Regions from separate parts of the Homo sapiens genome. Here region 1 is linked to region 2. Evidence: chromatin contacts called from ENCODE Hi-C or POLR2A ChIA-PET data. All regions are on one chromosome and are shown on one strand. The core of a region is the stretch at or near the end of the contact, and the rest is flanking DNA. Distances in the headings are between cores, read along the strand shown. Region 1 has its middle 47 kb from the start of CDCA7. Region 2 overlaps LOC105373743 (a long non-coding RNA gene).

What was found. A loop is a pair of places that touch in the nucleus more often than their neighbours do. ChIA-PET counts read pairs that join two places held with the same protein, here RNA polymerase II (POLR2A). Pooled maps may share reads with other maps.
Region 1: a loop to region 2 is called in a map of PC-3, with 4 times the contacts of the local background. The contact joins two enhancer-like sites. A Hi-C loop is called at or near these places in 3 of 168 maps with a recorded cell type or tissue (Calu3, PC-3 and mammary epithelial cell) and 3 of 50 pooled maps. POLR2A ChIA-PET finds 5 or more read pairs at or near these places in 5 of 52 experiments (OCI-LY7, Panc1, RWPE1 and 2 more).

Annotation. Positions count from the first base shown.
Region 1 is chr2:173,398,996-173,405,645 of GRCh38, reverse strand. No RefSeq gene overlaps it. Among named protein-coding and RNA genes, the nearest start is that of CDCA7, 47 kb to the right of the region's middle. RefSeq lists a silencer at 2,981-3,150. Within about 2 kb of position 3,090, at least 2 of the 41 ENCODE cell types and tissues checked have a DNase peak (open chromatin) inside an H3K27ac peak, as active enhancers do.
Region 2 is chr2:173,285,031-173,292,147 of GRCh38, reverse strand. It overlaps LOC105373743 (a long non-coding RNA gene), which reads left to right. Exons shown (of 4, transcript XR_923585.4): 4 at 176-832. Among named protein-coding and RNA genes, the nearest start is that of MAP3K20-AS1, 6.6 kb to the right of the region's middle. RefSeq lists an enhancer at 5,846-6,005. Within about 2 kb of position 4,352, at least 2 of the 41 ENCODE cell types and tissues checked have a DNase peak (open chromatin) inside an H3K27ac peak, as active enhancers do.

The DNA of each region.
Region 1 (6,650 bases), core at 1,841-4,340, 110 kb before region 2:
AGACAAAGTCCACACCCACGTCGGTAATTTCCCTGCAGGCCTCTCTGAAAAAGCCCAGACACCACAGCTCCACAAATCCTCCCCTGGGCCACCTAGGGTGTTAGTGTCATCTGTGGCTACATCGACTGACTGAAGCCCTCGTAATTAGCCACAAACTAGTAAAACAGAAAGCCAGGAAAAAAGACCACATCAGTGGAAGTTGCCTTTGGAGATGAATTCAGACCACCCAGAAAGCCACTCAGTTCTGCTGAGTTTACCAAATCTTAATGCACAACATGATCAATAACAAATAGTGAGAAGTAAACACCAAATCTGACCCTCTAATTCTGAAACAAACAGAAACCAACTAGAACAAAGAGAGTAGACATTAGGGATAGTTGCCAGGGCACCTACAGCACGGCATACACTATTGGCTGAAAAACACATTGTATTACCTCGAGGTGCAGAGACATGTAGTCTGAAGGATTGTCCAGAGTCTGTTGTTTGTTGATCTGATTTGGTGAATTGTGTTTATAGAAGCACCAAGAGCAAGTAAAAGATTATTAGGACGCAGCCCTTGCTCTCTTGAAGCTTACATCTTAGACATTTATTTGAAACCACAGCAACCAAGAAGTATATAATGACTGCTCAATTGTGTAACCCCAACTATAACAATTTAGAATTTGGCAGATATTAGTGAAGCCTGGAAATATCAGGGAAGCCTCCATAGAGGAGCCAGAACTTAGCTGCAGCTTGGAAAAGAGGACTTTCCACTTGATGGGAATAAATACCTGGCACATAGTAGGTGCTCAATCAATGTTTGTTGGATAAACATTGCTGAGAAAGTGCATGCAGCTGGGCATGAGCAAGGTGGTTGGGTGGCCGGTCATGCCATACTGCAAAGCCACACTGCCTTATCTTCCTTCTGATGCATCTGATCAACACCCCCAAGGAAAGGCAGTTAAGGTGATTCTGTTTCCTTTTGCCATTTCTATTCTCAAGTGAAGGAGAGGTAGAGATCTGGGGGGAAAGAAGAAACGCCCTTTTAGCACAGAGGACCTGATCACCCTCGCCACTGTCCTTTATAGCAATTTAGAAATAAACCTTCAGGTGTACACTTTACAACTTGGACCATGCCATTAATGTCAGTCCCAACTATAATACCACCGTCATGCACTCTGGCTCCTGCTATTCCTCAGAAAAGACTGTAAATCCTTGCAATCTGTAGAATCCCCATTAAAGCTCTGAATAAATGTCCTCAACAATTAAAATTCATTCATTACATGAATTTTTTTAAACTCGCAGTCTTGCATATAAATAGCAAAGGGAATGCTGCATGCAGCTAGTCCATAGATTAAGCAAAGCAGACAGATAAAGATATACAAGTAGCCACAGGACTGGTGTGAATTGTGATTTATAAGCCAAATAGGAAGAGAGGGGAATAGTGTCTCCTCTGGTCATAAGATTTTGTTCATTTTGTCTATTTGTAGACAAAAGTCTACAACCTACTTTCAACATAAATGTGTGATCCATTTCTGTCTCCAGGAGCACAAATTTTAGGTATATTCGGACATCCATCCTTCCCCTTTCAGCCAGGAGCCATGCAGATGTGTAGGAATGGAGGAGTCATCATTTTACAGAAGAGGAAACTGAGGTTCAGAGAGGCTACGTGATGTCAAAAATCATAGCTGCAGGCCTGGCGCAGTGGCTCACGCCTGTAATCCAAGCACTTTGGGAGGCTGAGGGGGGCGGATCACCTGAGGTCAGGAGTTCGAGACCAGCCTGGCCAACATGGTGAAACCCCATCTCTACTAAAAATACAAAAATTAGCCAGGTGTGGTGGTGGGTTCTTATAATGCCAGCTACTCAGGAGGCTGAGGCAGGAGAATCGCTTGAGCCTGGGAAGCGGACGTTGCAGTGAGCCGAGATTGCACTACTGCACTCTAGCCTGGGCAACAAGAGCGAAATACCATCTTAAAAAAAGAATCATAGCAGACGTTAGGATCAGAACCGATCTACAGGAATGCAGAAGTTTCTTCACCCCTAGAACTTTGCTCTTTTATGCATACTCAGTATTTCTCAAGGTATGCTCCACAAGACACAAGTGCCTAGAACATAGGTGCTTTGTGGAAAGGAAAAGACAAAATGTCATGGTCGTCATGGTCAGATAAGTTTTGGAAGTGCTGGATCAGACAAATTTAAGTGGGCTTTTTCATTTGTTTGTTTGGACTGTAGAACTTATAGGACTTGTAACAAGATTTCTTTCCACAAAAGTTGGGGGAGTGGGGAATGCACAGATAGTGCCTACAGGCTTTCTCAGACTCTGACATCAGAACACTTTTTACCGCATGAAATAAATACCTGGGAGCCCCTTAGGGTCCAGCAACCTTTCACACAACGTAGCTTAGAAAATGCTGTGCCGAGCCCCTCTTTCTCAGCTATTTCATGGGCTGGAATGGCATTTGTCCACATTTTGTGGGGCTTCCTTGTCTCTCTGCAGATGCTTCTGAGCCAAGTCCAGAAGACGTGGGAAGTGGGGTCTCTTGGCACTGATGTAGCTACAGCACGAAGGTATTGTGTTTCTCCTTCCTAGGCACCCAAAGTGAGAGCAGCAGGGCGCAGCAGTGCCCAGAGCTGACTGATGGCATCAGGAAATCTAGCTCATCCCAACCACAGGCAGTTTTTAAAATTGGGGTTGTGGCTCCCCCTGCTAAAGGTATCCTCACAGGATGTCATATCAGAGCTCAGCCCCCGAGTGAGAAACAGTTATGCCTAGGGGTATGGAAGGGAAAAAGAGGAGGAAACGGGGGCTTTAATTTCCATCCCTGACTTTTTCCCGGCTGCCTTTGTAAGACTTTGGTCACCTGCTCCTAAAATGCCTCTTCAGCTGTGTTTCTACAGAGGTGTTAACTGCTTTCCTCACCGGGGACTGTGCAAAGGGAGACCTCTGTTTCTGGTTCAGCGACATTACCCACGGACCTTGTTACCAACCTTGGCGACCAGAGAACGCTGATCTCCAAAGGTCTAGACCCGGTGAAACAGCGTTCGGTGGCCACTGACCGGTTTCCAGAGTCAGAGCTCCCCCTGCTGGAATCCAAAGCACGTCGTAACCCTGTCTGGACGTATTTTATTCCACAAGACCGTGCAGCCCTGATTGAGTGAACTTTCCACCAGCCACTTTATCCTCATACACAGGCATTTTCCGAGGAGGACTTGAGCCGACATCAGTGTTTGGCCATTCGCGGTTCTCGCTTCCCCTTGGTTATTTCCCCTTCGCTGAAATATATTCTAGTTTTCCCAGCCCAGATCTAATTGGACTCCTCCGGGCTGGGAATTTAGGTTTGGGAGATTTCCCAAATTAAACCATGAAGTTTATCACTAATATAATTACATTTCTCAAATACCAGACCTTTTGCATTGCTCATCTAGATGGGGGAAAGGAAGAAAGGAAAAAGTGAGGAAGGGAGGGAGAGAGGGAGGGAGGGAGGGAGGGAAGGAAGAAAGGAGGGAAGGAGGGAAGGAGGAACAGTGAGTCCTGCTTTTCTATCATGGGATAATAACATGTCTAAAAAAAGTGTTTCCCTTAATTGGGACCCAGGGGACGGAGAGTAGAAAAATACCTCCAGAAAGTCCCCCTTCGGAGTGGGGTCTAGAGCACAGATGTTGGGAATCAGGTTTCACTCTGCTCCAACAGCTCAGCCTTTCCATGCCATAAGGACCCTGCGCTGTCTGCCGAGGAAAACAACGAACAGTAAACCTTTGCTCATTTCTAGCTTCATCTTCAGAGACCGGATTCTCCAGAATTCCTGTGGCTGAGTAATTCCATGTCCCTTGATTTGGGGAATTCCTCCTAGGTAAAGCTTTAACAGACACCATTCTATTTGAAATCGCAAGTACTGTGCATCTTTTCATTTGCTAAAGGAGAAGAAGAAGGGAAAGAAGGAAGGAGTAGAACCCAGTCAGTGTGAAATGTGTATCTCTCCTGTGGGACAGCGGCAAGGTTTTCTGCTGGTTTTCTAGATCAAACGAGGACTCCTTATGAACTACTGGCACAGAATTTCGAGGCTCTTTATGACTTAGAATTAGGGAGCATGTTGGCTGTGTTTTCCTCCTCCAAAGGTGGAATGTGTGGCCATTTTGGGGCACCTTGAAAATAAAAAATGGAAAGATACCAAATGCAAAAGCCTAAATAAAGGCATACCTCCTTCAACTCAGTAAATAATTATTCAGATTTACAAAAATGAATAAATAAGGGAGCAAATCTTCATTTTACAGAAGTATGCATACACCATGAGATTCCTTTACATTCCAAGTTCCCCTGATGCATAAAACATATGACTAGATTTACAAAAACTTGATTTACACAATTTTTTAGGAAAACAACTTTGCAGAAAGATTAGGTATGATTAGATGCTAGAAGAGCTCTTCTCTCAAGGGAAAACAAATGAGCTTAGCTAACGGGAGATGGTGGAGTTAATAACCAAAAAATTCTTCATGCCATTTGAAAGAGTTGATTTCAATATTGTGAAGTTCTTAAAGATTTCTTAGGCAACTCCAAATGACTGCTTACAGGCATGGGAACAGAACTCCTGGAAGGGACTGCAGCAGGAAATGGGCAGTGTTCAACCCTTTCTGAACTCAAGGGTTCCAGAAGAGAGCCCGTGAGGCCAAATGTGTCAGCTAGGAAATGATAGGGTCTGCCCCCTGTAGGGCAAAGGGAACCTGTACGTTGTCCTTGAAGGACTGACATATTCCTCTCTCCTTCTAAACGCCAGTCCTTCCACTTCTATGAGGATAAATACTGGAGAAAGGAGAGAAGAGGAGGGGAGGGGAAGGAGAAAGGGAGGAGAGGGAAACCTGTGTGGCACTGAGGGCGTTTGGCTGAAGCTAAAAGAAGAAACCTAATTCTAAGTGAATACATTTGTTCCAGAGAGGTCTAAGAAGACTCTCGGAGCCTTGCAGCCTGGAGCTGGATTTTCCTCTGAAGCCCTGCCATGCAAAGGGCAAACAAATGACCATGTAGATGATGCAAATGAGGGTTTCTCATGTATTTCTCCCTGAATGATCGAAGACGCTTCACTTTAAAATTCATACTCAGAATAATTAGCCATTCTAACCTTTAAAAAAAAAAGAGTTCACATGCATACTCTTTTCTAATAAATAAATACTGCCCTGCACCATTTTGAAATGTCTAGGAATTTCCGTCATATTGTGGTCTAATCTCTGATTTGCTTTTAGCCTTCTGATCTGCAGGAGAATCGGAGCTATGCGAATCCACATCCAGGTTCCTTTCTCACCCTTTTATTCTCCCACGGCAGCATTTGGAGATAGCTGGAGAAGGAGGTGTTCTCTTTCTCTCCCCTCTCTCTCTCATAGACGCAAAGCCACAACAATGTTGAAAATCTGTGCAGACGTCCACTTCTGTTAGCTTCCATTTCTGTGCATGCTACAGTATTTGTTTATGATTTTGCACCCGTTCTGGTGATGCAGCACATTTACAGCTCATGAATATTTGATACTGAATTAAACAATTTGTCATTCTATTACATAAAGAGCACAATTTAGTTCAGAGCAAACCATTTGAAAGAGAACTCATTATTATGATACCACGATTTTATTTTATTTTATTGTAGTGTTTTGATTGTTAAATAGACAATACATGTCTTTCTCTCTCTCTTTTAATTTTTTTTTTTGTCTAAAAGATGAAACCCTGCCTTTTACTTTGCAAACTACATTACTTATTTTCATTTAAATAAGGGAAAGTATTTTTCTAAAATATTAAATTGTTTAACATGCGCCCCTTTAGAAAAAAAAGGACCATGTTTGTATTTAACAACAATTCAGCTAAAAGACAGTTCAGAGACTCATCAGCAGCCCAGTTCGCTTGTTTGTCAATGAAGGATCTGTGATCGTGTTCTGTGCAAGTTGTTTTAATAATATGGATTCGTCTAAATGAATCTACGCAGGCACAGACACATTAGAAATGTTGGGTCTTTACCAACATAATCATTGGTTTGTGCATCTGATCAGGGCATCTACTGGGAGCAATGATGAAAATAACTAGGGTTTTGTTAGGAGAGCTAGACAGGCTACTGGTTCTTCTGCTCCCCACTCTGTTTTGTGGTGTTCTCTATCCCAGATTTCCAGAGCTGACCTTGGGGCAGGGATGAAATACTGCCTCAGGAGGGCCTGGCCCTGCGTGCCCTGTACCCTAAGGTACAGACTGAATTCCTGCCAAGGACAGGGGCAGCTTGTTCTCTACCCTGGACCGCTTGTTCTATATCACTGGCAAGAAGACATCACCACATGGCCAGCAGTAAATACACGGAGGTGCTCAGAGGGTTCGTAAGTGTGCAGAGATGGAAAATTGTTCACAAGTGACAAAGCACATATGTTATTCTGTATGGTCATCAACTTCACTCAACATCTCTATTTTCTTGTTTGATTTTTCTTTTCCCTTTAATTTGACCAAAGCAAAGCAGGAAATGGCTTTAGAGCTTTAAAATAAAAATAAAATTAGCCAAGAAAACAAGTCAAAATACTTAAGCCACTCCTTGTAAAGATTTTTTCCTTCATTTTTGATAATTTATAAGAGTTAGCCATATAAGAAATTTTGTTTAAGGTAAAGAACCAGTTCTCAATGTATCATTATAAGGTGTAACTATCCCCAA
Region 2 (7,117 bases), core at 3,103-5,602:
GAAGTTAACCAAAGCCGAGCCCCATTCACCTAAATCTTAGAAGCATAACTATAGCCACTACTTATCTGGGCGTGTTGGCAGCCTTGGGATTTTTAAGCTGTTCTTACCTCGCCCCCACTTGTTTCATTTTAATACATGTCCTGTAATAACCTAAATTGTTTCTTCTTACCTAAAGGCTATCAAGCTCCAAATGGTAATGCAAATGAAATCACACATGGACACGCCTTTCTTCCAAGGACTCTCAGACCAGCCCTAGGAGGAATCGTAGCTGCTGTTCCCCACACAAAGCTACTCTGTAGCAGCAAGTAGCCGCAAGGCTCATCGCCCCATCTCCCTAACAGCACTTAGGGTCTCCACTCCTGAGGCGGGGGGGGGGGAAATGAAAGAGTAGAAAGGAAGAAACTGATTAGGCAGGCAGTTAGCTGGGTCCTCAGTTGAATTATTTCAAACAGAAGAACAACCTGCAAGCACAGATAAGGGAACCTGCATAGGAGGGCTTGCCTAAGATATGCCCACAGCCACACAGATAAGAAAGCCTACACAGGTGACTTGCCTGGACACGCCTGCAATGGAAAATTCTGTCCCCTGACACATGCACGGTAAGGGGAACAAAGCAATATGGAGTGACTCAAGCTAAGGACCTACATGCGCACTAGGAGGATAGGGTGGAGCTAGCAGAAGTTTGTGCCTTATGCAAATGAGATGCCAAGGCCTCATCAGTTTCTTATAAAAGCCTTTACATTCAACTGTTAAAATGGCTATCCTCTTCTGGACCCCCCTCCATGGCAGAGAGCTTTCTTTTTTTGCTTATTAAACGTTCACTCCAACCTCATCCTTTGTGACCACGCTTCTTAAATTTCTTGGTCATGAGAGAAAAAACTCGAGTGATACCTCACAACGAGAGACTACTACGTTGTGGTGCATTGGTGAAACTGTAAAACTTGTCTTGAACTCCTGCACTCAAGTGATCTGCCTGCCTTGGCCTTCTAATGTGCTAGGGTTACAGGTGTGAACCACCATGTTTGGCCTGAAATTAGTATTTTTTTTTTTTTTTTTTTTCTGAGATGGAGTCTCTGTCTGTCTCTCCGGCCGAAGTGCAGTGGCGCAATCTTGGCTCACTGCAAGCTCTGTCTCCCGGGTACACACCATTCTCCTGCCTCAGCCTCCCAAGTAGCTGGGACTACAGGCGCCAGCCACCACACCTGCCTAATTTTTTGTATTTTTAGTAGAGACGGGGTTTCACCATGTTAGTCAGGATGGTCTCGATCTCATGACCTCGTGATCCTCCCGCCTCCCCTCCCAAAGTGCTGGGATTACAGGTGAGAGCCTCCGCGCCTGGCCCTGAAATTAGTTTTAAGGAGGAGGTGGAGCCCCAAGTCCCTCCTGCTCTGCAGCTGCTGAGTGGCTGCCCCTCAATCACAAGACTAGAGGTCTGTCATCTTTACAAGATAAGATAAGGGTCTCTGAAGTGAGGGACTTGAACTTGAAAAGAGGTGATTAATGACAGTTCACTTTTCAAATATCAAAGCTCCAGCTTCTACCCAGTTTGGCTTTCAGACTTCTAGCCACCAGGCAAGTATTTTCCAGGCAGGAAAAAGGGAAAAGTATCTTTTGGGTACTTCTCTGATAATTCCAACAGAGAGATCTGATCTGCGATTCCTCAGGAAAACAGGCCCTCTCTCTGGAGGTGACCACACATTACTGAGTCATGAAATAAATTTAGTATATTGTGTCCATACAATAGGAAAAAAGTATCAGATTATATCACAATAATAAAGGGAAGTATTGAAGTATTGTGAAAAAAGTATGGTGAACCTTTTCTAAGATGCACGCACACACATTCACATACCCAGGGTTATCATGTAAAATACATTTCTTACTGTTGACTTGATCAAAACGTTTTGAAAGCCACTGCTCTGTGGTGAGATAAAAATTGATAAGCCACATTCATATGTTATGAGCTTCCATCAGCTTCTCTTCCTCAGTCTAAAAGATGACATTGGAGGATTGCATGGAATATAAAAAACAAAAACAGAAAAAAAACCCACAAAAAAATGGAGAAAAAGCAACTTGGAGAAAACAGAGACTCCAGAGGGGGGAAAAAAAAAAAGGCAGGGCTCAATGGCTCACGCCTGTAATCCCAGCATTTTGGGAGGCTGAAGGGGGTGGATACCTGATGTCAGGAGTTGGAGACCAGCCTGGCCAACATGGTGAAACCCAGTCTCTACTAAAAATACAAAAATTAGCCAGGCGTGGTGGTAGGCATCTGTAATCCCAGCTATTCAGGAGGCTGAGGCAGGAGAATTGCTTGAACCCAGGAGGCAGAGGTTGCAGTGAGCTGAGATGGCACCATTGCACTCCAGCCTGGGCAACAAGAGCAAAACTCAATCTCAAAAAAATATTCAAAAAAGAAAAGAGACTGCAGCTGGGCGTCGTGGCGTATGCCTGTAATTTCAGCACTTCTTAGGATACTGAGGCAGGAGGATTGCTTGAGCCCAGGAGCTCGAGACCAGCCTGGACCACATGGCGAGACCCCATCTGTATTTAAAAAAAAAAAAAGGGCCAGGCACAGTGGTTCACACCTATAATCCCAGCACTTTGGGAGGCCGAGGTGGGCAGATCACAAGGTCAATAGATCGAGACCATCTGGCAAACATGGTGAAACCCCATCTCTACTAAAAATACAAAAATTAGCTGGGTTTGGTGGCTCACGCCTGTAGTCCCAGCTACTTGGGAGGCTGAGGCAGGAAAATCACTTGAACCCGGGAGGCGGAGGTTGCAGTGATCTGCCACTGCACTCCAGATTGGCAACAGAGCAAGAACCTGTCTCAAAAAAAAAAAAAAAAAAAAAAAAAAGACTGCCTCCGTATGCTCAGAGATAAGATTATATTAAACAAGAATATTAAAGAAGGACTATTCAGAAAACAACAAAAGAAAAGCTTTTCAAAATAAAAAATAAAATTGTGGAAATGAAAACTGCAATAGAAGAGTTGGAAGACAGATGTAGGGAAATCTTGATCACTTCTGTATCCATTTCTAGCACCATACTCTTTGCAAATGAAACCATAATGAAAGATTTGTTAAATGACTAAATAGACTAATAACTGTAACACAGAGAGGGTAAGACATCTGCCCAAGGTCACACAGATAATTTTCAGAGCTAGGAATGGAAACCAGGTCACCTGGCTAAGAAATCTCTCTAACATCCTAGAATAATGCAATCAATGTATCAAAATGCTTAAATGTATTTTACATGATTAAGCACATGTTTTGTTTGCATTTTGATATGTGGTAGTGAGAAAAGAGTGGGCTGAACTGAGTGTGGCATTCATGGTTTTATCCTGAATCATCATCACTTCAGTCATGTCGATAGCGTCAGGGGCTCTGTGCCTGTCTTAGTCAGTGGCCTATAAACAACAGAAACTTCTTTCTCGGAATCTGGGAGGCTGGAAGTCCAAGGTCAGGTGCCAGCATGGTTGGGTTCTGGTGAGTACCCTCTTCAGTATTATATCCTCTCATGGAAGAAACAGGGCAAGAGAGCCCTCTGGGGTTCCTTTTTTTTTTTTTTTTTTTTTTTTTTTTTGGAGATGGAGTCTCGCTCTGTTGCCCAGGCTGGAATGCAGTGGTATGATCTTGGCTCACTGCAACCTCCGCCTCCTGGGTTCAAGCAATTCTCCTGCCTCAGCCTCCCAAGTAGCTGGGATTACAGGCGCATGCCACCACACCCCGCTAATTTTTTGTATTTTAGTAGGGACGAGATTTCACTGTGTTGCCCAGGCTGGTCTCAAACTCCCGAGCTCAGGCAATCCGCTCGCCTTAGCCTCCCTAAGTGCTGGGATTACAGGCCTGGCACCAATCCCATTCATGAGGTAGCCACCCTTATGACCTAATTAGTTCCCAAAGGCCCCACCTCCTAACACCATCACATTGGAGGTTAGGATTTCAACATATGAGTTTTGGGGGTGCCACAAACATTGAGTCTGTTAGTACCTATGATTTTTGTGGCGTTATTGGATATTCAAAGGATATTATCAATGACTCTGCTGAAGAGAGAGATACTGTGTAGTGAGAAAAGACCAATCTACAGAAGCCAACTATTTTAACGCTTGATTACGTATTCTGTATTAAAATAAAATGTTAGGATATAAACGTTGGACCATGAGTTTAACAGAATTTTTGAGAAAAAAAAAAAAAACAACAAACTCTTTGTGAGCCTGAATACTCAGAAAAGCCCAGAAAGTCATTCGGGTGGTGTTGCCTACGCTGGTAAACTCCTAAAGAAGAGGCAGATGGACATTTGGCTGTTCCTGCAGTTTTCAGTTAGAACATTCTGGTCCTTTCCAGCTGGGTCTAACATCAGGCCTATTCTGTTTTTCCACACAAGATGTTTACACATAGTTAAATATAATCTCTGCAGACTGTTATTAACTTTAGACATATAAAACTCCTTCTACATAACCTCCAACCTGTCACAAGCAAGGGTGTGATTCTTGGAGCTCTAGAAGTTTATTATAATAAAAAATTAGAGCTCATGCCTGTAATCCCAGCACTTTGGGAGACTGAGGTGGGGAGATCACTTAAGGCTGGGAGCCTGAGAGCAGCTTGGGCAACATAAGGAGACCCCATCTCTACAAAATTTAAAAATTAGCTGGGCATGGTGACGTATGCCTGTAGTCCCAGCTACTCGGGATGCTGAGTGGAGAGGATCACTTGAGCCCAGGAATTTGAGGTTGCAGTGAGCTGAGACTGCACCACTGCACTCCAGCCTGGGCAACAGAGCAAGACTCTGTCTCCAAAACAAACAAACAAAATGGATAAAAAGTTAAAGAGGGCCGGGCGCGGTGGCTCACGCCTGTAATCCCAGCACTTTGGGAGGCCGAGGCGGGCGGATCACGAGGTCAGGAGATAGAGACCATCCCGGCTAAAACGGTGAAACCCCGTCTCTACTAAAAATACAAAAAATTAGCCGGGCGTAGTGGCGGGCGCCTGTAGTCCCAGCTACTTGGGAGGCTGAGGCAGGAGAATGGGGTGAACCCGGGAGGCGGAGCTTGCAGTGAGCTGAGATCCCGCCACTGCACTCCAGCCTGGGCGACAGAGCAAGACTCCGTCTCAAAAAAAAAAAAAAAAAAAAAAAAAGTTAAAGAGAATTCTTCCACATCGTATATTGCCCATTACAAAAGATTTCTGCTGATCTCTATCTTCTTCAGGGGAGCATGGCTATTTTCTTTCAATTTATTGCTATGACATGTCAGGAGGTCTTTCTAGCTCAGATTTTTTTCCCTCTCTATTACCAAATAAAGCAATTTGTCTTATTTTGGATCAGAATAATAATGGTAATTAGGTCATAAGGCATATTGCTGTGAAAGTAAAAATTCGATGGAGTATCTTTGAAGCATGTTACCAGGATACTTTGGAGTTGGGTTTGTGGAAAACATGAGCTTAAATTAAGGTAAAGTTTTGATCCTCAGCAGTACTGCTTGAACCTGATAACAAAACTGTCACTGAATGCCAGTGCACACAGAGGTCCTTGTTTTGAGTGACTGCACACAGGAGGAAGGGGAGGAACAATGATCTGAAAACTTTGTGGGGTTCAATCAGCTCAGCAAGTTTCTAGCTAATGGACAGGGAATCATTTTGATGTGTCCCCTGCAGAGATGGCTTCTGTTAGTCTTCTTCAAGTACTTCCCTATACGTGGGGACATCTACTGGGGGTGGCTGGAATAAAGAAGAAGAAACCCAAGATTAAAAAATAATAAGGGACTCTGCATTCAAACACATCTGAGAGGACTGAAACTCGATTGGGTATGGAATCAACTAGTTACTACTCTAGTTTATGGGAAACCCCCAAACCAAGTTTCTCTATGAGACAGAATAATGTTCTGCCACTCAACTTCCAGTAACGACGGTCATGCAGAAATCACCTTAGAGATCGTCTATGTATGGCCTGTTCTCTTGCCTATGACATTGGCATGCATACGTAGTGATTTTCTAACAATGGGTATCATGAAACAGAATCACTCATGTAGGCAGTTTGCCATTCTGATGGACTGATGGAGTTGCAAATGTTAAGTGGAGTATATTTCACTTTTATAATAATAATAATAGCCACTTACTGTATGATGAGCTTTCACTGGTCTAAGAAATTTACCTCATGAGATAGGATAGGTACTATTATTATCTTATACTGTTGAGGAAACCGAAACATAGTAGTGTTAAAGTGGTGAGTTGGAGCAGGCTGATTTGAGAGACCTTGGGCTCTAGCCCAAAGAGTTTTAGATATGGACTTAGAAGACAATTGTAAACAAAAAAAAAAAAAAAAAAAAGAAGAAAAGCAGGTGTCTTGAAGAGTCTCAAAATGAACACTGCCCAAGGAGTATTTTATTGACTTAATTATTTAGAGAGGGAAAAGGTCTTTAAGAATATGGGTGGTTTATAAATTAGAAGTGTAAGCAGGACAGAAGCTAAATTATTCAGGAATTAGCAGTAATATTTATGATTTGGTAGTCGTTTAATCAGCTGCTAAATGACTATAAGCAGCTGAACTAAATACAGGTTTTAGTTATTTAAAATTGAAAGGGTATTGTCTTAAGAGATACACACATTTTTTTTTTTTTTTTTTGAAACAGAGTTTTGTCTTGTTGCCCAGGCTGGAGTGCAATGGCGTGATCTTGGCTCACTGCAACCTCCACCTCCCAGGTTCAAGCGATTCTCCTGCCTCAGCCCACTGAACTGCCTTGGTCTCCTAAAGTGCTGGGATTACAGGTATAGCCACCACGCTTGGCCAATACAGACATCTTAATCATTTCAACAGCAAATGAGTGCAGGCTGTTCCTTTTCTCGGGCAAGGCTGTGTGAAAGGAAAGTCTGCCTTCCTGTGTTTTTTCTTTTTTTCTTTTTTGTTGGGATAAAGTCTCACTATGTTGCCCAGGCTGGTCTCAAACTCCTGGGCTCAAGGAATCCTCCCACCTCAACCTCCCAAAGTGTTGGGATTACAGGCATGAGCCACCATACCCGGCCCTTTTTTTGAGATGTTAACACTTAACGTCTCAGGTGGGGGAATGGGCAAGAACCTCTTGCTGTTTGACCCACAGAAAAGAATTATTAGAGTGGCTTCTGT